Regions from separate parts of the Homo sapiens genome. Here region 1 is linked to region 2. The links are chromatin loops, found by intact Hi-C in ENCODE. Cell type or tissue: Calu3. All regions are shown on one strand. Each heading gives the region's core, and the rest is flanking DNA. Links, peaks and the distances in the headings are about the cores only.

Region 1 (9,620 bases), core at 1,476-6,475, 51 kb before region 2:
TCATTAGTGAGAAGGTATTAAGTCTGCAAAACTGAGGCTTTATACCAGGTACCCCTCAAAGTCACTATGGCCAATTAAGAGCTTTTTATGCAAGAAGGACATTTTCTAATTGGCTTATATCTTTCTTCTCTCCACATTCCAATCCATCTAATATTAAACACCAGCAATTGTGCTGCTTTTTCTATTATCCATACTTTACTAATTATTTGCCCTCATACACTGCTAATTATGAGTTTTGTTTAATCCTTTCTGTTCAAATTTGCATACGTAGTATTCTTATTTTTTTCCTCTCAAATGACCATTGTGTTAAAACATGTACAAGGCAGTCATACTACAAGCTATTAGGGTAATTAATCTAGTTTCCATTTCTGTTTGCCTGTTTGTTTTATTGCACTGACTAGCGTTACAGGTGAAGGATAGAAACTTCACTGAATCTGGACTTACATGTATTCCTTTAAGCACAATGTCCAGTACAGCTCCATTGTATAAAAGCACCAATATCTGATAATAAGGTGTCATAAGTCACAGAATCCCATAATGACAAGATACTTGGGGACAATCTATCTGGTTCCCTTATTTTGCAGATGAGAAAACAGAGATCCATTGAGATTAGATAACATGTCTTTTGAATCTGGGACAAAATCCCAGGTTCTCCTGATTCCCATTCCATGTGCTTTTGATATTTCATTCTATTCTTCATACTACTTTTCAAATCTTTATGAAGTGAGAGATTTCCCCTTACTAGCAAGAGTAGACCTTTGACCAAAAAGCTGAAAAAGAGAAGTGCTGTTAAAACCTCCCTCTGTGCTTTTGTGCCACAAGGCCTTTTTCACATCGTTTAGAGAAAGGAGATTGCATTGCAGGTTGCTCCTTTGTGGCATTTAGGGATCATTTCTCTGTGAGAATAAGACCCTCAGTGGAACTGTTGATTGCGTGGTATATGGTGATTGATGGATATCAATTTCTGCTTACATATCTCTGCTCTATGACATCATGCATTTGGAGACATGCCTCCAAACACACAAGGTTGGCCAAGGGAAAGAAAGACATTTCTCAGCCCAGCCTGTTGACTAAATAGCCATTATATTCTTGAAACCAAGATGATATTGTTTCTCTGAGCTTTTTCTCAGGTTGCTACCCTCAGCTTGGTCTGGAGGCACTAAGAATGCTTTTGCTATACTACTTGAACATGCCCAGTTGCAACTTCTGAGTTTCGTTAGTGGCTTACCAACAACTTTCTGGCACAAAACAAAAGAATGCCTTCCTGAATGGTAAGTCGGGAAAGCCCAGCACCTGCTCTGCCTTTGTATTCTCCCCTCCAGCACCCTGGGGATAACTGCTTTGCAGAACAGGAGCTGGTCTGTGCTGGCTGCCAAATGGAGAACCCTGATTAGAATAATGCCCAGCAGGTTTCTGCTCTCTCTTCTCCTTTCCCACCCTTAAACAAACTAGAGGATGGCTGTTGCTAAGGGCCAAAATAACAAGACCTGCGTGCTTTTAACCGTTATTTTAACAATTAAATTAACGGCTTTTTAATTGTTATTTGGAAGTCCATGAACCGTCATCCACGGGAAGGAAAATTCAAGATACTGGAAAAGTTAAGGTAACTTCCTGAACTTAAAGAAAGAGAGCAATTTATTCAAAGAATGAACAAGGAATAAATACATTTATATCTGAGAAGAAACATTCTCTGTTTTAACTAATATTGGCCAGATCAGACAGTGTGTGAGTGTGGTCAGTAATCCAGTCAAAGTGGGTGATTTAAACACTGTTTTAAATTAGGATTTGAACTTGGGGCTAGGTGGGGCTTTGACTCTTTTAGTATCTTTACTTTTTCTCATTATATAGATGAGGGAGCTGCTTCTCCGGGCTTCTTCTTTCTTCCCTTTCCTTCCATTCCTCTCGCATCCTCTTCTCCTCCTAAAGCTTAAGCAGAGCCCGAGTTGGGGAATAAACAGCAACTACTGAAGTGTCCATTGTTCCCCCACTTCAAGTCCTGCATAAATGTAATGATGGTAGTTCCCAAACAAAATACTTCCTCACTGACCAGACACAATCTATGTAGGGTCAAAGGGCCCTCTGAAGGTTTGCTGAAAAATCAACTCTTGAAAGGCAGACTGATAGGAGAAAAGGTATACAAATTTATTTAACATGCATACATGGAGGGTCTTCAGAATGAACACCCAAGGATACAGAGGAAATCGTCCATTTTTATGCTTGGGTTAAACAAAATATGGACAGCCGTGTAGAAATATGATTAGGCAAAAGGGTTATGGTCTAACGCTAATAGACTGAGTGGGGAAATCCAGCAAGGCCTGTCTGCCTAGATTCTTCTCGGCCTCTCTGATCATCCCTTCTTTCCTTTTAAAAAGGTGGGGTGGGGCCCTTTCTGGAATGGGGGTCTTATGACCTACAGTCAAACAAGGTAGGTCAGATCATTTCTTTATGGCCAGGTTTTACACAGAAAGGGAGAGGGAAAATGAGAATAATATTTTTAGGTCTTATGGCTGGCTTTGGGGCAAAGGGGTTTTGTCCTGGAGACCCGCTAGAAAAGAGGGATTCCAGTTTCTATGCTAGCCTTAGGAGAGAATAAGAGTGAGACAGGAGGGCAGGAGAAGGTCAGAGAAAAACGTCTGCTTTCTGAGGCTGTTGCTGAGGCTGTCGTTTTGGGGTATTCTTTCTTGAGGCCCAACATCTATACAGATTTCAGTAGATAACATGTGTCAACTGAAAATGCTTTTCACGTGAAAATTCCAATGACAGGTCATTTAAGAATTCTAAAAATACTGTCTATCTTCTCTTATGCATTCTTTCTTGGGGACACATTTTTGTAAGAAAATGTGAACTCAATAGGAAAGTTAGACACAAGTAAGTTAGAAGAGTTAGATATGTAATGAAGTCAAAGGAGAGGCAAAAAACTATCTGTATTTTTTGTTGGTATTCAACCAACAAAAAAGCTAAAAGTATAACAAAATAAAAACAAAAATCTTAGAAGATAGTGTCTTTATCATCCAGAGTGGTCAAGCTGTAATCTTGGCCAAAGAAGTAAAGGTGCATTAGAATGGAATATTACCTTGTTCTGTCTATAAATTGTTTTATTTTTTTTTTCTTTGGATGAGATCAGATACTTCTTAGAACACAACTTGATGAGGTCTTGTTAGAATAGAGAGGAATGGAGAAGCAGAGGGCATTAGGATATTGGAAAACATTGCAAGACCCAGCAGTTTTAAAAGCACTTTTTTCCCCATCCCTATAAAAAAAAAAAAAAAAAAGAGAGAGAGAGAGAGGGAGCGAGAGGGAGATGATCTCATTCGATCCTGTGAAGGACTGCTACTCAGTAAGGAAGAAGTCCTGGGCAGTGTGAATCAGTTCAAGTCAACATCAGTGATGACTTATGTTCTGGGCATTTAGGGGAGGGTGGAATTCCAGACCATCCTGCTGGTAACCTCAGAAGGCTTGTGCTCACAGTGACTGTATCCCTTAAGGCAGTTAGAGGCTGAGAATGTAGATGGAGTAATGATGATACAAATGTTACTAAACTTTGTCCTCTGAGAGGAGCCTGGAGTGTTGCAGTATAGGAAGCTGTTGATTATCAAATGATTTTTCCCTCTTGGAACCTTAAGAAGAAAACACTAGTGTGTGTCTTCAGTAAGTCCTCTGATTTATAGGGCGCTGATAATTGATTCAAGAAAAAGAAAGTATAGATTTATATATACACACACATATAATACCTATGCATGTATATCATATGTATATGCATGTTTATGTATGCTTTGTGTATGTGTAAACATCTTTTGGTAAAACTTATTAATGAAATATGAAGTTGATGTAAATATCTTTGGGCTGAAAACAGTTCATATATATATAACAATTAATAAGGGCATAATTTTTCACTTTGCAAAACATTTTTTTCCTTCACAAAATGATTCCTCACAAGATTATAAATGAATGAACTAATAAACTTCCACATGTCTCTTAAAATAGGATTTGCTATATTAGTATTTATTATAATAATAATAAAATTAACATTTTTAAACCTTTTGTGCCAAGTACTGAGCTGAGGGCTTTATGTGAACTACCTCATTTCTGTCTCCCAGTCACGCTAGGATGTAAGGTAACATCATTATCCTCTGCATTTGAAAACTTGAGGTTTACACCTGTTCCCAAAAATCTATTGAAATAAAATAAAAATTAAAAAAATTTTAAAAAGATATTCAGCCTAGTTGAAAAGCAAACAAACAAACAAACCCTTGAGGTTTAGAAAATTTCATAACTCTCCCAGAGTCACACCTTAATAAGAGATGTAGCTGGGATTCTGACCCCATAGCCTGTACCTCCCTCTTCTCAACAGTATTTCTATATTTTGGGATACCATGACTCTTATGCAAAGCAACTCATCTGTACAAATAGCTTGGGCCAAAGCAATCAATCATGTAACAAAGGTGTAAATAGAAATAAAAATATTAACCCTTGGCTTGGATCCAAATGTCATTCATTTTAGCCAATGTTTTCCTTTCCATCATTAAGAATTCTGCTTTTTTTTTTTTTAAGTTTGGGAAAATCTGATATCAAATAAATTCATTGCATTCTTTCTGCATAACCATGTGGTAAATGCTAGTCCCGGGCATGGAAAGACAGGCACAGTAAGCAAAGACAGAATGAGGAAAAACTGTGAATCTAGATTTTTTCCTCTGTGTAAGAAAGTATAGTTCCCTTGGTAGAGAATGCAGAGACTAAAGCCTTTGACTATTGGACAAGAAACTGTTGACATTGCTGTAGTGAATCATCCGTCATACACAGCTCTTAATGGGGATGGGACAAATTACAGCATTTCATGATGCTGCCCAAAGATAATTCAGTCTAGCACCTGGATTGTTTGGAAATCCACTGGATCCCTCCTTGACTCTCACATGCTCATCCTGCATATACACTCCTTGTATAGCAACAAGCATGAGATTGAGCGATAGAGTTGGACAAATGACCAATATTTATTCAGTTAATAAAATACAGAGTTGTTTTCCTAGAAACACCAGCAAGGCAAAGGGAAACAGAGAGAGGAATCCTGCTCCTACCAGAGAGATGAATGGGTGTGAGAAAATGTGAGGGAGACTCATTGCATAAACATAACTGAGGCTAAAGATCGCTGCAGCCCCAGCCAGGCTAAAACATGGAGAAGATGACCATGCGAGGCTGGGCAAGTGGGGTGCTATCTACCGAGGAGTGGGTAGGACAAGGGGTCCAGGCCCCATGCTTATCTATTAGGTGAAGTTTTGATCTCAAGGCTGGGAAAGACATGGCCAGAAATAAATGTTTAGGACATAACATTCTTTCCATGTTAGGACACCACATTCTTGCTATTTGGTGACAAATGACTGAACCGGGAGCTTGGTCCCATTTATGATCTAATTCTATAAAAATGAAATCCCGGGCATCTGGTTCAGAGCATTCCAGGAAAGAGTTAAAGCCCAATATTGCTGCCTCACTCTGTTCTTCCTTTTTGGTGAATGATAGGCTAGGACGTGAACTTGCTGCCTTCTGGAAGTGCTTTCTCTTTCTTTCTGTGGATTTTATTTTCTGCCTTCTATGGGAGAGAACAGCTCTCTTGCCTTTCCACTTCCCCTGGGCTTGAAAACACTCATAGTAGAACATATACCTTCTATCTGAAGACAACATATAGAAGGTAAAAGAAATGGAAAATCATCTGCATAAAGAAGAAAAACAGAGAGTGAGTGAGCATATGGGCGTGTCTGAGTGTGCGTGTTCAGTGTAGGAAGTGTCTGAAGAGAAGTCCAGCTACAAGAACTTGCTGCAATAATTCTCTAACAGCATGAACAAAGACTCCAATAATAAATGGTGACATTTACACAAATATTTGTGGTTGTGCTTTCCATTTCTTCTTATAGGAAACAAGTAAGATTTTTAAATGCTTTAGTGATGTGATCAGTAGACAGTAGTGGGAAAGAATTTCCCTGAAACCTGACTTGCAATCAAAATAAGGAAGGAAGATCTGAGAGAATTGAGAATATTTCAGCTAATCAGGATATGGCACTTTCCGGCATCTGGGTGTCCAAACAAGTGTTTTGAATTCAATACTGTTAACATGTGTCACTTTAATGAATATTTTCCTTTGAAGTTGATTGGATGGTTACATTTTTGGCAATAATCTTGTGGTCTGTTGCTTACATTACCTGACCCACAGTCCATTTTCCTTGTGTTGGCTGTGGGAAAGAAAAAGAGTGAAAAATATCTCAGAACCTGGGAAACAGCACTGAGAATGCGACTCATCTTTTAGTTAAACCACTTCAGATAGAAGCTCTCTAAGGATTGCCTCCTCACTGTCTGTGATATGTGTAACCAAAAAAAAGAAATAAGTTCCCCCGGTGTCAAAAAGATAAGGGGAAAAATCCACAAAATGAGATGAGGCTATTTTTCTTTTTTAAGCCTGAAATAGGAGGTCAGTCCTTTGCACTCTTCCTTTTGACTTCTAACAAAACCAATCACAGTCAAGCTATTCTCTTGAGTTAAAAAGTGTTTTCAGGAAGTCCATAACATGTTCTAATTGATTATTTAAAAATCCCCACACAGGAACATCCCCTCATGGTCTGAATGTCTTTTTAGCCCTCTGCTATTTGCAGAACCTTAAACAAATTGTAAGAGAGAGTCCTTGGCTAACTCCAAGGACCTTTATGAGGAGTGGGAGAGAAAGGGGAGGATGTGGATTGGATGCAGCAAAGTGCTCTCTCAAATCAGCATGAGGCCGGGCATGGTGGCTCACGCCTGTAATTCCAGCACTTTGGGAGGCCGAGGGGGGCGGATCACCTGAGGTAAGGAGTTCCAGACCTGCCTGGTCAACGTGGTGAAACCCCGTCTCTACTAAAAAAACAAAAATTAGCTAGGAGTGGTGGTGGGCGCCTGTAATCCCAGCTACTCAGAAGGCTGAGGCCGGAGAATCCCTTGAACCAGGGAAGTGGAAGTTACAGTGAGCTGAGATCACGCCATTGCACTCCAGCCTGGGCAACAGAGCGAGACTCTGTCTCAAAAAATAAATAAAATAAAATAAAATAAAATAAAAAATTAGCATGCATTGGGAGAGTTTCTATGGGTGGGCAGCCCTAGTGATGTGTGTGTATATGTGTATGTGTTTGTGTGTGTGTGAATATGTTATGCATGTGGGTATATGTGTGAATATGCGTATGTGAGTATATACATATATGCATATATACGTGAATGTGTGTGTGTTTATGTGTATATGTACATGTGTATGTGTATGTGAGTATATGGGTGTATATCAGTGTACCTCTATATGTGACTGTATTTTCTATAAGACTCTAGGCTCTTTCAGGCAGTTTATCAGAATATTTAAAGGCATAGACTTTGGAATTATAGAACAAGGGTTAAATCGAGGTGCCATCATTCTCTAGCTGCATGACTGACTGCAGACATGCTGCTTAATCTGTCTTGGCCTCCGTTTCTTCACCTGTAAATGGTGATGATAGTAACACCCATCTTATTAAGATTGCTGCTATGAGAGGGTATGTGAGAAGTGATTTGCACAGTGCTTGATATAAGCAGTTCTCAATAGTGAGATCTTAGATATCATTAATCGGCAATCTCCTCCCTCCACAGATCCAAGAGCAATTTTCCTCTCCCCTCCCCTCCTCTCTCTTCCCCTCTCTTTTCCTTCTTTCTTTCAGGTGGATGTTTCATGTATGTAGCTGATAGTCTGACTCACAGCAGTGTGAGGATTTTCGTTTCAGAGAGCCGTCTCTCACAGCCATCCAGAGAAGCACTGTCACTCCTGGTTCTGCTTGTATAGCTTCCCACGTAAGGCTATGGGTGCACACGACACACAATTCTGTGGAACTAACACCGGAGTCCTGTATGTGGAGGGAGGGATTCTCCCTCCCTCCACACCATGTGGCCCAGAGCACAGAAAGTCCTCTACAGATGGAGAGGAAAGAAGCCAAATCTAAGGAATGCAATGGGCTTTTAGTTCCAGGGGATCATTTTGTTTCATACAGACTTTAAATACCATCGAGTGGCCTCTTAAGTTCCCACGTGTTCCACTAAGACTCTGTAAGACAGAGACTTAGAAGGCACATGGCCCTTCCCACTTGAGATACATTACCATGCTGGTTTGTTTAAATGCTTTCCTGTGGGATAAATTCTCTCTGGTTGATCATGGCAGTCACTTTCTAGCCACCTTTCATATCTTCAATTTTTGTGTTTTCTAAATTTCCTTTGTAGGGAATGTCATATTTGGAAAGCCAAATTACTTAATTATGGGTTCAGAATTAATTATTGATTCATTCAACAAATATTTATTGAATACCATCTAGGTGGTAGGTACTGGGATGAATACTAGAAGAGAGTTGCTAAAGACACCTTCCTGACCTTCAAAGTACTCACAGTGCAGTTGAGGAAAAAGAGAAGTAAGTGAGTGATTTCAATGTAGTGTAGTAAGTGCTGTGATGATTGTGGTAGCACAGGGTTTAAGGGATGGTGGGCAGAGAAAGGAGAGGTTATGTATTCTGGGTCACAGAGCTTGTGGGGTAGAGGCAGGATTCAATCTCAGTGTCTATGACTATGAAATCTGTGCATGTATACACTAAGATTGATGACTCCTCAGTTGCCCACGTCACTGACTTTGAATAATTAGTAAATAATACTTAGATTCAGAGATAAAATAATACCATGATCATACTCATGTGGGCCATTTCAGTGGAAAATGTGAAATTATGCATTATTTTTAAGAACGAAAATTTTAGCCTGTAATCCCAGCACTTTGGGAGGCCGAGGCGGGCAGATCACAAGGTCAGGAGATCGAGACCATACTGGCTAACACGGTGAAACCCCGTCTCTACTAAAAATGCAAAAAAATTAGCCAGGCGTGGTGGCAGGTGCCTGTAGTCCCAGTTACTCAAGAGGCTGAGGGAGGAGAATGGCGTGAACCCAAGAGGCAGAGCATGCAGTGAGTTGAGATCAAGCCACTGCACTCCAGCCTGGGTGACAGAACAAGACTCTGTCTTAAAAAATAGAAAGAAAATTTTATAGATAATAATAGTGACTGGAAGCAGACTAATAGAGTGGTAGAGCCTAACACATACAACCAGAAAGAAAATATGAATTATTTATAATGTGTCTGTCATGTCTATATCCAATTGCACATAAATGAAACCTTCAGGAGATCAGGAGATTATCCTATCTGTTAGAATTGTGTTTGGCTACGTGTAACAGAAATTTGACAGTTCAGAGCTGGCAATCACTCAAGGAAGCCATCAGGGGCACAGCCTCTTTTTTTTTTTTTTTTGAATTGAGGTCTTACTCTACTGCCCAGGCTGGAGTGTAGGAGTATGATCATAGCTCGCCATAACCTCAAACTGAGCTCAAGTAATCCTCCTGCTTCAGCCTCTCAAGTAGCTGGGACTACAGGTGCATGACACAATGCCCGGCTAATTTTTTTCTTTTTGAAGAGACAGGGCTCCGCCATGTTGCCCAGGTTTGTCTCAAACTCCTGGGCGCAAACAATCCTCCCATCTTGGCCTCCCAAAGCGTTGGGATTACAGGTGTTAGCCACCATGCCCAGCCAAGGGCACAGGCTTTTTCAAACTTCCTGTCCC
Region 2 (10,896 bases), core at 3,141-8,140:
TTTTCCAAAGAGGAGGGTAATTAAGGAGGAAGGTACCCACTTTTAGGTAGAAACCTGGGTGTTTAAGGAAGTGATTAAAATGAGTCTCCCGGAACTACCAGTGGACCCTAGCACTCTTCCAGCTTTATTGGTGCCCATCAGTCATTCAAAATCTGCCCAGGCCTCTAAAACTGTTCTTATTAAGATTAGACCTGAGTGAATCCACAAACATAAAAATAAGACTAATGTGAACCTTTGCCGAAAATGCAAATCCAACCTAAATTGCCGCCCTGTTTTTTAGGTTAAAAAATTCTGGCCGGTTATTTTTTTTTCCAAATTAATTTTGGATCATAAGAGTCTATTAGCTGGTTTTTGCTGGCACCACACTGCTGAAAGGATGACAAGAAATAGGGAGCCTTGGAAATTGTACATGTCTGCCCTAAGAATTCCAGTCCCATTTTATAACCCAGAAAGTCTTAGATCATTTGGATCTGGTTTAGATAAACTGACTAGAATGAAACCAAATCAGTGCATCTTCTAAGCTTCTCCCAGCCATCCTTCATTAAGAGAAGAGTCATTTTTGCCTTTTATGAAAAGGCAGAGCCAAAAGATCAATATTCACTGGCTTTCCTTCCATCCAAAACTTTTCCCACAGGTCTGCTGCCAACTTATGAGCAGAAGTTTCAATTTTTGCATCTCTGTTTTTCAAATACAGGGGAGTTATATGGGGGCATTCCCCATAGCCTTGTCAGGCCCTGTGCTTCCCCTTAGTTCAAAGTGTCTCTGTAGAACTGTGTACTTGGGCATTTGTGACAGCCCTGGCACCAGCATGTCCACCACTGAAGATGGGCCCTGCCATGTCTTTGCTGCTGAGGGTGCACAGAAAACCCCTGAAAATGATGCTACAAGTGTTATAAGCACTTTTTGGTCTTCTTCAAACCGTAGCCATAGGGGCACCTTGGAACCACCTCAGGAGACTGTAGAAATAAGATGTGCATATTCTTACTTTTAGGCATTCAAAACTATCTCTGTCAAACGTTGTCTATCAAATTTGATAGAGAGAAGCATGTTGTAGAGGAGAAAGCACAGTCTTTTGCCCTTGATGGACACACATTGCCTGACTGCCTGGGAAATCTCATCTTCAAGGTGGATGATTTTTTGGCTCCCTATTAACTTCTAATGAGTGAGATCCAAGACAGAGCAGTCTTATAGTAAATGTCAGCCCACAGCAAATAAAGACTCCTAGAACACTAGAAATAGAAGTTCTCTTTGAGATTATGTAGTCCAGTATCCTCATTTTACGTAGAGAGAAATATGGCTCAGAGAGATTGGGTGACTTCCCCAGGGTCTCACAGCCAGTTTGAGTCTGAGGTGCAATGAGAATCTAGGTTCTTCCATATTTGGCAGCTTCAAATCTGTCCTTGGAAGCCAATGGTTTCCTTCAGTTCTCATAAATTAGAACAGTTCTGAATAGCAATCAAGTTGTTACTTTTTGTTCCTTATGTTGTTATACTGCAAATTTTAGTTTAAACCCTTACAAATTTTATAAAACTGGCTTAAAACTTCTAACTTTCTCAATGATAACTGTGAATGTCTGAATACACAATTTGGCTGAACTCAAAGACAGTTATTGATTGAAACTCTGTAACATATAGTGTCACAAGGCTCCATTAGCCGTGAGTTCCATGAGGGCCATTAATTATGGATATTTTGTTCCGGGCCTAGAACAGAACTTGTACATAGTAGATACTCAACAAATATTTTTGCAATAAATTTTCCCATTATCTATCTAACTTTTCCAATTTAGCAGTTCAAGTGATATTGTCCTCCTAGCAATAATTAATATTCAAAAAGTTTTTATGTTCAATTCATGAGTCTCATATCCACTTCAATTGAATGTTCTCAATTCTGTGTTATATGCCTTCATATTTATTCCATTGACTTGAACTAACAATCAGTTACTTGGTATCAGTTATATGTATTTGTCTTAGTCTGTTTTCTGTTACTACAATAGTATCCCATAGACTGGGTAATTTATAAGGAAAATAAGTTTATTTAGCTCATGGTTCTAGAGGATGGAAAATCCAAGAGCACTGTGCTGGCATCTGGTGAAGGCCTTTTACTGTGTCATAGTAAGGCAGAGGGCATATTGTGGTGAAGAAGGCAAAAGCAAGAGAGCCAAAGAGAGCTCACTTTTATAACGAAGCCACTTTTGTGATAATAAAACCTCTGGTGATAGTGATATTAGTTCATTCATGAAGGCAGAAATATTCTCTCCAACACATTAACTCTTGGGAGACACCATCACATGATAAGAGAACATTGTTCTATTTGTTAAATTGTTGATTTTTTTTTGAGACATCTTACTCTGTTGCCCAGGCTAGAGTGCAGTGGCATGATCTCAGCTCACTGCAGCCTCTGCCTCCTGGGTTCAAGCAATTCTCCTGCCTCAGCCTTCCAAGTATCTTGGACCACAGGCATGTGCCACGACACCCAGCTAATTCTTTTTCTATTTTTTTTAAATAGAGATAGGGTTTTGCTGTTTTGGCCAGGGTGGTCTCAAACTCCTGACCTCAAGTGATCCACCCGCCTCTGCCTCCCAAAGTGCTGGTATTAGAGGTGTGAGCCACCATGCCCGGCCTAAATTATTGAATTATATTATGCACACAGAAAGATGCTTTTAAATGTGCAGCTCACTGAATTTTCTCAATATCAACATTGTCTGGTTTTTAATAAAAAACATATAAATAATAGCAAATCATGCTTCTGTCATTGATCAGTTTGCAATTTCTTTAAAAGAAAATACATACATAAAAATTAATTCTGCAAAAGACATGTGAAATAAGTAGACTGTATGGCATTTGTTGGAAGAGTACAGCAGAGAGAGAACATTGAGCTGGAATAGTTTGGGAAGGTTTTATAGGAAGAGACAGGATTTAGACTAGGACTTAGAGGACAGATGTGAATTGGGAGAGAACAAAGAGAAGGAAAGAATATTTGGGTTAGAGGAACTGATTGATCAAATGTCATCATGTTCAACATGAGACCAGTAGGTGAACAGCAAGTGGAGCTATATGGAATAAGAGGACTGAAGTTTTATATTATGGAAATTCTGTTTGGAAAAGAAGGGCCTTATACTTTATACAAATACTGTATATACATTATGCTAGATAAGTAAATTTTGTTTAAACTACAATAGAAATGAAAGAAGAAAAGGCTGATTGAGAAGTATAGGTTGTTTTGTAGTCTATGGTAATGGTACTCCCTGGAGATGTTCAGTGTTCAACCTGCACAAATCTGCATGCTAGTCCTTGTGGAGCCTGACCTCACATGGCAGCAGCAGGAATGAAAAGAAAGTGAAGATGTGCAAGAGACTACAAATAATTGAAGTGTTGTTGAACATAGCTTATTGGGTAGTAAGAAATTAAAGGCAGACCATGGTTTAATATGTAGTTTCCCTAATAACATTTTAGGCTGCGCTCTTGATGTTTTAATTCCAAAAAATAACTTGTGAAATTTCACTATGAAGTTGGCCCAGAAGGTGATATATTTTTGGTCAAAGGCTTTTTTGATGAACCTTAAGAAATAACAACTCCATACTTCTTTCATTTGTAAGCCTGACCCCATGTGGAGGTATGGGCTAGGCAAATAAATAACAAGAATAAGAACACCTTTATTCCTCTCACATTCCCTTGACTTTGTCCTTTGTACCATGGCAAACTGGAAGGGGACATTGAAGAATTAATATGGAGTGTGAGGCTCTCACAGTGGCCCCTGAGGAACAATTTTCAATATGTTACACTGTTATGCTAAGAAAGTTTGCAAACCAGGTCATTTGATTCAACTCCCCTCTAATAAGCATCAGCAGTGTCAAGTTGCTCAAAGAATCTTCACTAAATCTAAATAAATATAAGAATTTTACAAACTTTCCACAAAGATTTATTGGGTACCTCTTGTGTGGCTACCACTCTGGAGTGTCTTCCTGGCATATAGGTTGGTGCTCAATAAACATTTATTAGATGAAGAATTAATGAATTAGTAAAAACTTGTGTTTTAGGAGGCTAATGTGCTGGATTTGAGAGGAAGAAGGCCAGAGGCAACAAGAACAGTTGAACTTTTGTTGTAATCCAGACCTTAGACTGTGAAAGTTTAAATGAGAATACAAGGAAAAGGCAGGGAAGTGGTGGCTTATGGGAAATGTCAGTGAGACATTGTAGCTCATTGGCTACAGGGAAACTATTAAGATGAATGAGAAGAAAAGAGTCAAAGACAGTTGGGTTTTGAGATCTGAGTAGAAAGAGTATTCAAGTAGTGGAAAGTGAGTAGGAATGGCATTATTTTTAGGCATGTTTGGTTGGGGTCATGGGAGAAGCCTTTGCATGGAGACATCCTGAAACCACAACTCTCCAACTGGTGTCTGGGTCAAAGCCAGAGCTAAAAGTGCCTCAATTCATCAATCGTTGGAAGTACACATGTCAGCCATTAAGATGGATTGACATGTCACAATGCAAAATCAATTACTTTAGGTTAAAAAAAAGCATTTTTGTCTGTTTTATCATATCTCAATCATCAAATTTCTTTTGCAAAACTAATGAGTTTTATTTAAACCCAACATGCTTGCAATATGACTGCTAAAACAACAATATGCAATTTTGAACTGCATTAATATGGTGTCCGAAGAAAGGAGCAATGTTGCATAGCATTGCTTCTCAAACCTTTTGTCACTATCACTCCCTAAGGAGCCTTTTTAGATTGCTTGAGACTGATGGTATTTGGAGTTAAGACAAAGGGATAACTTCACAGGGAGAAGAGTGCAAAGAGCAGAAGCCTAATGACCACGCCAGGAGGAGTGCAGGGAGGGCTGGAAACAGAGATGGTGCATTTAAAGGATGGAGAATGTAAGACTTGTGAGTCACTAAGTCAAGGGGAAAGAGAGTTTTCAATAGGTAGGTAATGAAAGAATTGTCAAGTACTAAAAAAGATAAAAAAGAAAACAAACAAGAAAAGTCCATTAGATTAATCATTTTCAAACTGGATTTATAAAATTTGTGTCTGCGGTCATGAATAGGTGACATATTAATAACTAGTCAGATCAGTTTTAGAAATTAAGTGGAAATAATTGCCTGCCCCCAGTTAGTTGGAGCTATGTATATATTTTAAAATAAAGTTGTTTGGTTTGTTGTTTTTAATATGCTGTATGGACGCTGGGTAGCTGTATCACAAGAAGGATTTCGATATAGTTTCTTTTCTAGTAGTGAAGGCTCTTCATTGTTAGCACCAAGGGAAACATAGTCCATCTAAGGTCGAGGCATATTTTCAGCAGGAACTGGCAGTTGTTCAGTCATTGGGTGGCTAACAAAGAATTTTCAGTGTAAGGACGAAGGGGCGTAGTCACTCAGCTCCACCGTTCAGGTAGCCAATGTGCTCAGCGATGTGGTTGAACAGGAATGGGGACACATCACTAACTGCATAGGGAAGATTTTCAGGCCACTGCCGTGTGGGATTTTGTTTATTGGTCAGGTTTGCAAACAACTTCCCTCAGACCAAATATTGAAGTAGTTTAAGCTTGGAGAAAATTAGGGAGGTGGTTCTGCATATGCCTTGAGTCCTAGACTCGATGGGTTCTGAGAGATCATGTATCCTGGCCCTCGGCCTATGATCTATTCTGTTTCACTCTATTATTGAAAAGATTGTCAACCAGTTTCTCCTTGACAGCTTCCAGCAAAGGGGCGTTCACTACATTGCAAGGAAGTTTATCCTGAAATTAGTAATCTGTATCTTACAGCTGTTGCAATTTCCTGGGATAGTGCATAATATCTACTAGCCAGTGTTCTTGGCACTTTAGAGATATTCACCCATTTAATCTTCACTTTAACTCCATGGATAAAATGTCCACCTAACAAAGTAAATTCTATTAATACCCACATTTTTTTAGATGAGGAAATTAAGGCATGAGTTGGTTATGTAACCTTCGTAAGGCCAAAGGATTCAAACCATGGTGGTCTTACTCCAGTGTCAGCTCATAACTAGTGTAGAGAAGGAACAACTGTTTTTCTTCTACCCATTTCAGGCTCATTGACTGTATCCTATAAGTTATACTACTAAAAGACAGATTAGGGCAGACATGGTGGCTCACGCCTGTAATCCCAGTTCTTTGGGAGGCCGAGGCGGGCGGATGACCTGAGGTCGGGAGTTTGAGACCAGCCTGACCAAAGTGGAGAAACTTCGTCTCTATTAAAAATACAAAATTAGCCGGGCATGGTGGCGCATGCCTGTAATACCAGCTACTCAGGAGGCTGAGGCAGGAGAATAGCTTGAACCTGGGAGGTGGAGGTTGTGGTGAGCCAAGATCGCACCATTGCACTCCAGCCTGGGCAACAGGAGCAAAACTCTGTCTCAACAACAACAACAACAACAACAACAAAATCCAAAAACAAAAAGACAGATTAACAAGAAAAAAATAAACAGAAGTTTATTAGCATGTGCATTGTGCATATATGTGGGAGCACCCAGTGATGAGCAACTCAAAGGGGTAGTTAGAACTTGGGTTTATATAGCATCTTAACAAAACACAATACAAGTTTTTTGAGGGAAGTGACAAGACAAAGGAAAAGGACTTTGAGTTTGTCGAGGTAACAAATTGTGAGAAGGCAAACATATGGGGGAAACTAATGGTAAGTAAGGGCTAATGTTAGCAAAGTTTTGTTATGTAAATTTTTCTGGTGCCCACCTTTGGACTGAGAAGGGTCTAGCACTGTCTCTGATGAGGGCAAGAGCTTTTCTTATATCTGCTTCTTAATAATCCTTATGCCAAAGTAGCAAGCATATTGCGCTATCTTTCACTTGTTCACTCTAATGTTTAATACCTCTTGCTAGTTATTCAAATATTTGAGGACAGTTATTAGGGCTTCCCTAAGCATTCTTTTCTCAGGCTAACTGTTCCCTAGTTAATACAATCTTTTTTTTTTTTCATGCTATGATTGTGATCTTCTAGGAAAGCATAATTTAGTTTGTGATTGTCTCTCTTAAAACCAGTGCTCAGAACTGAACCCAGGCTCCACTAAGTTCTGAAGAATGTATAGAATTGTGTGGAATCATGTAATTGTTAGGTTCTAAAATTAGGCTGGAAGGTGAGAATTGAGAATAACCAAAATTACCTCTGAAAAAGCCCTTAACTGACTCATAATAGAGATTACATAAGATATTGTATATAATTCTGTCCAGAAATTCTTCTGCTCATTAAAATTTGAGAACCACTATGTTGACTAAAGAATGCAAAACAAAGAAAGTTGATATACAGACACCTGCACATTTAAAACATTCTGTCTTTAAGGTAATAATCAAATCACCAGTGATGAATGAAGCATGGATAGAAAATACTCAATTGGTTCTATTTGCCTGAAATATTACTTCATTGTGATTAAATATTAAGCTCTATAATATATATTAATTATTTGTGTTGCATGAGAATTAAACAAGAAGGGGGATAAAGATAGGTTCTAAAATCAATGTGTAAGTTTAATATAATCGGAGGCCTTGCCATTCAGCATGTATTCTCAAGAGGGGAGCTATCATTCCCAAGGGGGTAAAAATTGGTTCTTGGTGGGCAAAAAAACATACTTTTAAAATATAAATCCCAGACATATACACAAAACATTTCATGGGGCAAGTGATAATTATAAAGACATGTATAAATAGGCCCCTTAGAGAGTGATAATGACAAAAGAATTGAGAAACACTGCTATATGACATTGCCCCTTGATCTGGACACCATATTAATGCAGTTCAAAATTGCATTTGTTATTTTGGCAGTCATACTGCTCACATTTTGGGTTTAAATAAAGTTCAAAGGTTTTATAAAAGAAATTTGATTATTGGGTTGTGATGAAACAGACAAAAATGTTTTCAAACTAAAGTAATTGATTCTGCATTGTGACATGTCGATAAATCTCAATGGCTGGCATTTGCTCTTCCATTGATTGATACATGGAGGACAGTTTCAGCTAGGCAAAGGGGGGAATTTTGTTCAGCAGATGTGGGGCTTTCAGCTTATAAACTGTGCTCTGTGTGAATGCCTGCAAAGGCAGATGAATAAATTCACTTGATTTTGGTTTTTGACTTATAAGCCCATGTATTTCATCCTTGATGCTGTACTGAGAAAAAATGTAAATCCCGTGGCCATGACTAGTTCCAGCAAAAGGTCTCCCAAATATTTCTCAACTCTATCATCACCATCACCAAAAATAAGCTCAAAATCTCACACCCTATTGAGACGGAAGAAGTGGTTTCAGTATGTTTGTTTGCAAAGGATGGAACATTTGGCTTTTACATATGTATTTGTGATTTTTTTGTGGTTATATAGTTATTACCTTCCCCCTCCCCTTACCACTTAACAAATGACATCAAATCCCTTTTCAGGAAGGAAACTGTCTAGGTAAGGCAAAACACCATTTACATACTAAAATACCATACAGTTGCAAAATAATATGTCCCAGGAAGAGTTTGGAAGGAGAGGGCAGAACACCTTAAAAACTAAATTGCTCTGCATAAGAAAATATGAAGCATTTACCCTGTTTAACACTTCTGAAGCAGGAGAGGAAGAGAGACAAATATGGTAGGATTGAGATGGGCTGTATGGCTATAACTTAAGGAAGCGGCAGCTGGATAAAATGGCCATGACATTATTTTGAAAGAACCTCAATGTCTATCTTCCAAGGCCCAGTGGTAAAATATAATCCCTCCTTCATTATCTATCATTTTAGTGTAATATTTTAAAATGAAAAACACTTCAAATAATTATAACAGACACTCATGTGTGCACTAAGAACAGATGTTAATATTTTATACTTTTGTTTCAGATCTGTTTTTTAAAATTTTATTTATTTATTTATTTATTTTGAGACGAAGTCTCGCTCTGTCACCCAGGCTGGAATCCTGTGGCCCGATCTTGGCTCACTGCAAGCTCCGCCTCCTGGGTTCACGCCATTCTCCTGACTCAGCCTCTGGAGTAGCTGGGACTACAGGCGCCCTCCACCACGCCCGGATAATATTTTTTTTGTATTTTTAGTAGAGACGGGGTTTCACCGTGTTATCCAGGATAGTCTCGATCTCCTGACCTCGTGATCCGCCCACCTCGGCCTCCCAAAGTGCTGGGATTAAAGGTGTGAGCCACCGCGCCCAGCCCTCTTTTTATTTTTTAAAAAGCCCTACATCACGCCTGTAACCCCAGTATTTTGGGAGGCTGAGGCAAGTGGATCACGAGGTCAGGAGTTTGAGACCAGCTTGACTAACACGGTGAAACCCTGTCTCTACTAAAAATACAAAAAAAAATTAGCTGGGTGTGGTAGCGTGTGCCTGTAATCCCAGCTACTTGGGAGGCTGAGGCAGGAGAATCGCTTTAACCCTGGAGGCGGAGCTTGCAGTGACCTGAGATCACGCCACTGGACTCCAGCCTGGGCGACAGAGCGAGACTCCGTCTCGAGGGGTGGGGAAAAAAAAAAAAAGTCCTACAAATAGAGCTAAAACTCTATCTTCCCCTTCCCCTTGTTTCTCTTCCAGAGGTAACCAATTTCCTAAAATAGTGAATATCACTTTCAGGTTTTAAAAAAAGAGTATGTATTCATTATATCTCATATATTCATTACTAATATTCACTATTATTCTTTATATTTCAATTTTTTACATAAGTGTTATCGAACTGCATTTTTGGTCTCAAAACTAACCTGTTTTATGCAACTTGCTTTTTTCACTCAACATTATGCGCTGTGTTGAAAAACAATCCTGGTTCATTCCTTTAACTGAACCGTAATGTTCATTATATATAAATTTAATGTCATTCACCAATTCCCCTGTGGAAGGAAGTTGAACTGTTTCTTTTCTTTTTTTTTTTTTGTCTCCAAACCTCCCTCAGTAGAAGTAAAGAGGGAGGACCCCGCCCCAACCTTAGACACCCACATTTCTCTGTCCCATAATACTCAGATTCTCCACCATTATCCACCTGGAAGAAGTCATTATGTCCTTTATGGCTATGTCAGTCACTGTGGTAAGCTCCAGACTCCCATACTCTTTAACTAGCGTGAGGTCCTCTCTCCTACACATTCCCAGCCTCTGCACTCCTTCCACTTTGCCCTTTGGAACCCACTGCCCTTTTCTTGAGTTTTCAAGGATTCATACTCCATATTTCCTCCAGATGTTCAGTTCTTGGTTCTAAATTAAACCCAGGCTCCCTCTTGCGGTCACTGCCTCCTCTGTGTCCTTTTACTTAGTGGCTGTTCTCTTCACTCATCTTGGAGGTGGGATGGTTGGCCTCCTTGCTTCTCATTGCAGTCTCCAAACCATTCACCATCCCTCTTCCCTTTGAGTCTCCTGTCATTGACTCTATCCACAACTCCTCCTTGTAACAGTCATTCTAAACCTAGGTTACCCCTCATTTCACAAAGACATTTAGTTTCTAGGCTAATGCTTCTCAAACTTCAGTGAACACATGAGTGTCTAGGGGGATCTTGCTGAACTATAGATTCTGACTCAGTAGTTCTGCATTGGAGCCTCAGATTCTGCTTATCTGACAAGAACCCAGTAATATGGAAGCTGCTGGACCACTCTTCAAGTAGTAAAGTTCTAGATCACTGTCACTTTCCCAACAGTACTACTATCTTTTTGAGGGGAGGATTTCAATCCCTATAGAGACAATCCTCCCAGCACCCTGTACTTCAGATCATTAGCCTTCTCTCCTCCAGTAAACTTGTTTCTATCTCAGACATTCCCTCCTCTACACCTTGTTATTACCCAAACTGGCAACCCTTTCATGATCTTAATTTTCAGCATCTAATTCTCCATCACCTCTTATCTTTCCTGCTCACTGATTCTATTCCCCAAACACAAACAAGTCTTGAACTTCCCTCATCCACTCAAACTTAC

What was found. Hi-C counts contacts between places; a loop is a spot of excess contacts. Peaks named below come from ENCODE experiments on the same cell type or tissue, not always from the same donor. Only the 100,000 strongest peaks of a DNase experiment are listed, where the experiment ranks them.
Region 1: it touches region 2 in a loop (2.8-fold over the local background); 5 of 110 quality-filtered maps call a loop at or near these places.

The regions. Positions count from the first base shown.
Region 1 is chr1:218,493,371-218,502,990 of GRCh38, forward strand. No RefSeq gene overlaps it. Among named protein-coding and RNA genes, the nearest start is that of LINC02869, 12 kb to the right of the region's middle. In Calu3, for the core only: no CTCF peak of the experiment used is centred there; DNase peaks (open chromatin) are centred at 3,411 and 5,755.
Region 2 is chr1:218,543,203-218,554,098 of GRCh38, forward strand. No RefSeq gene overlaps it. Among named protein-coding and RNA genes, the nearest start is that of LINC02869, 39 kb to the left of the region's middle. In Calu3, for the core only: no CTCF peak of the experiment used is centred there; DNase peaks (open chromatin) are centred at 3,299, 4,829 and 5,389.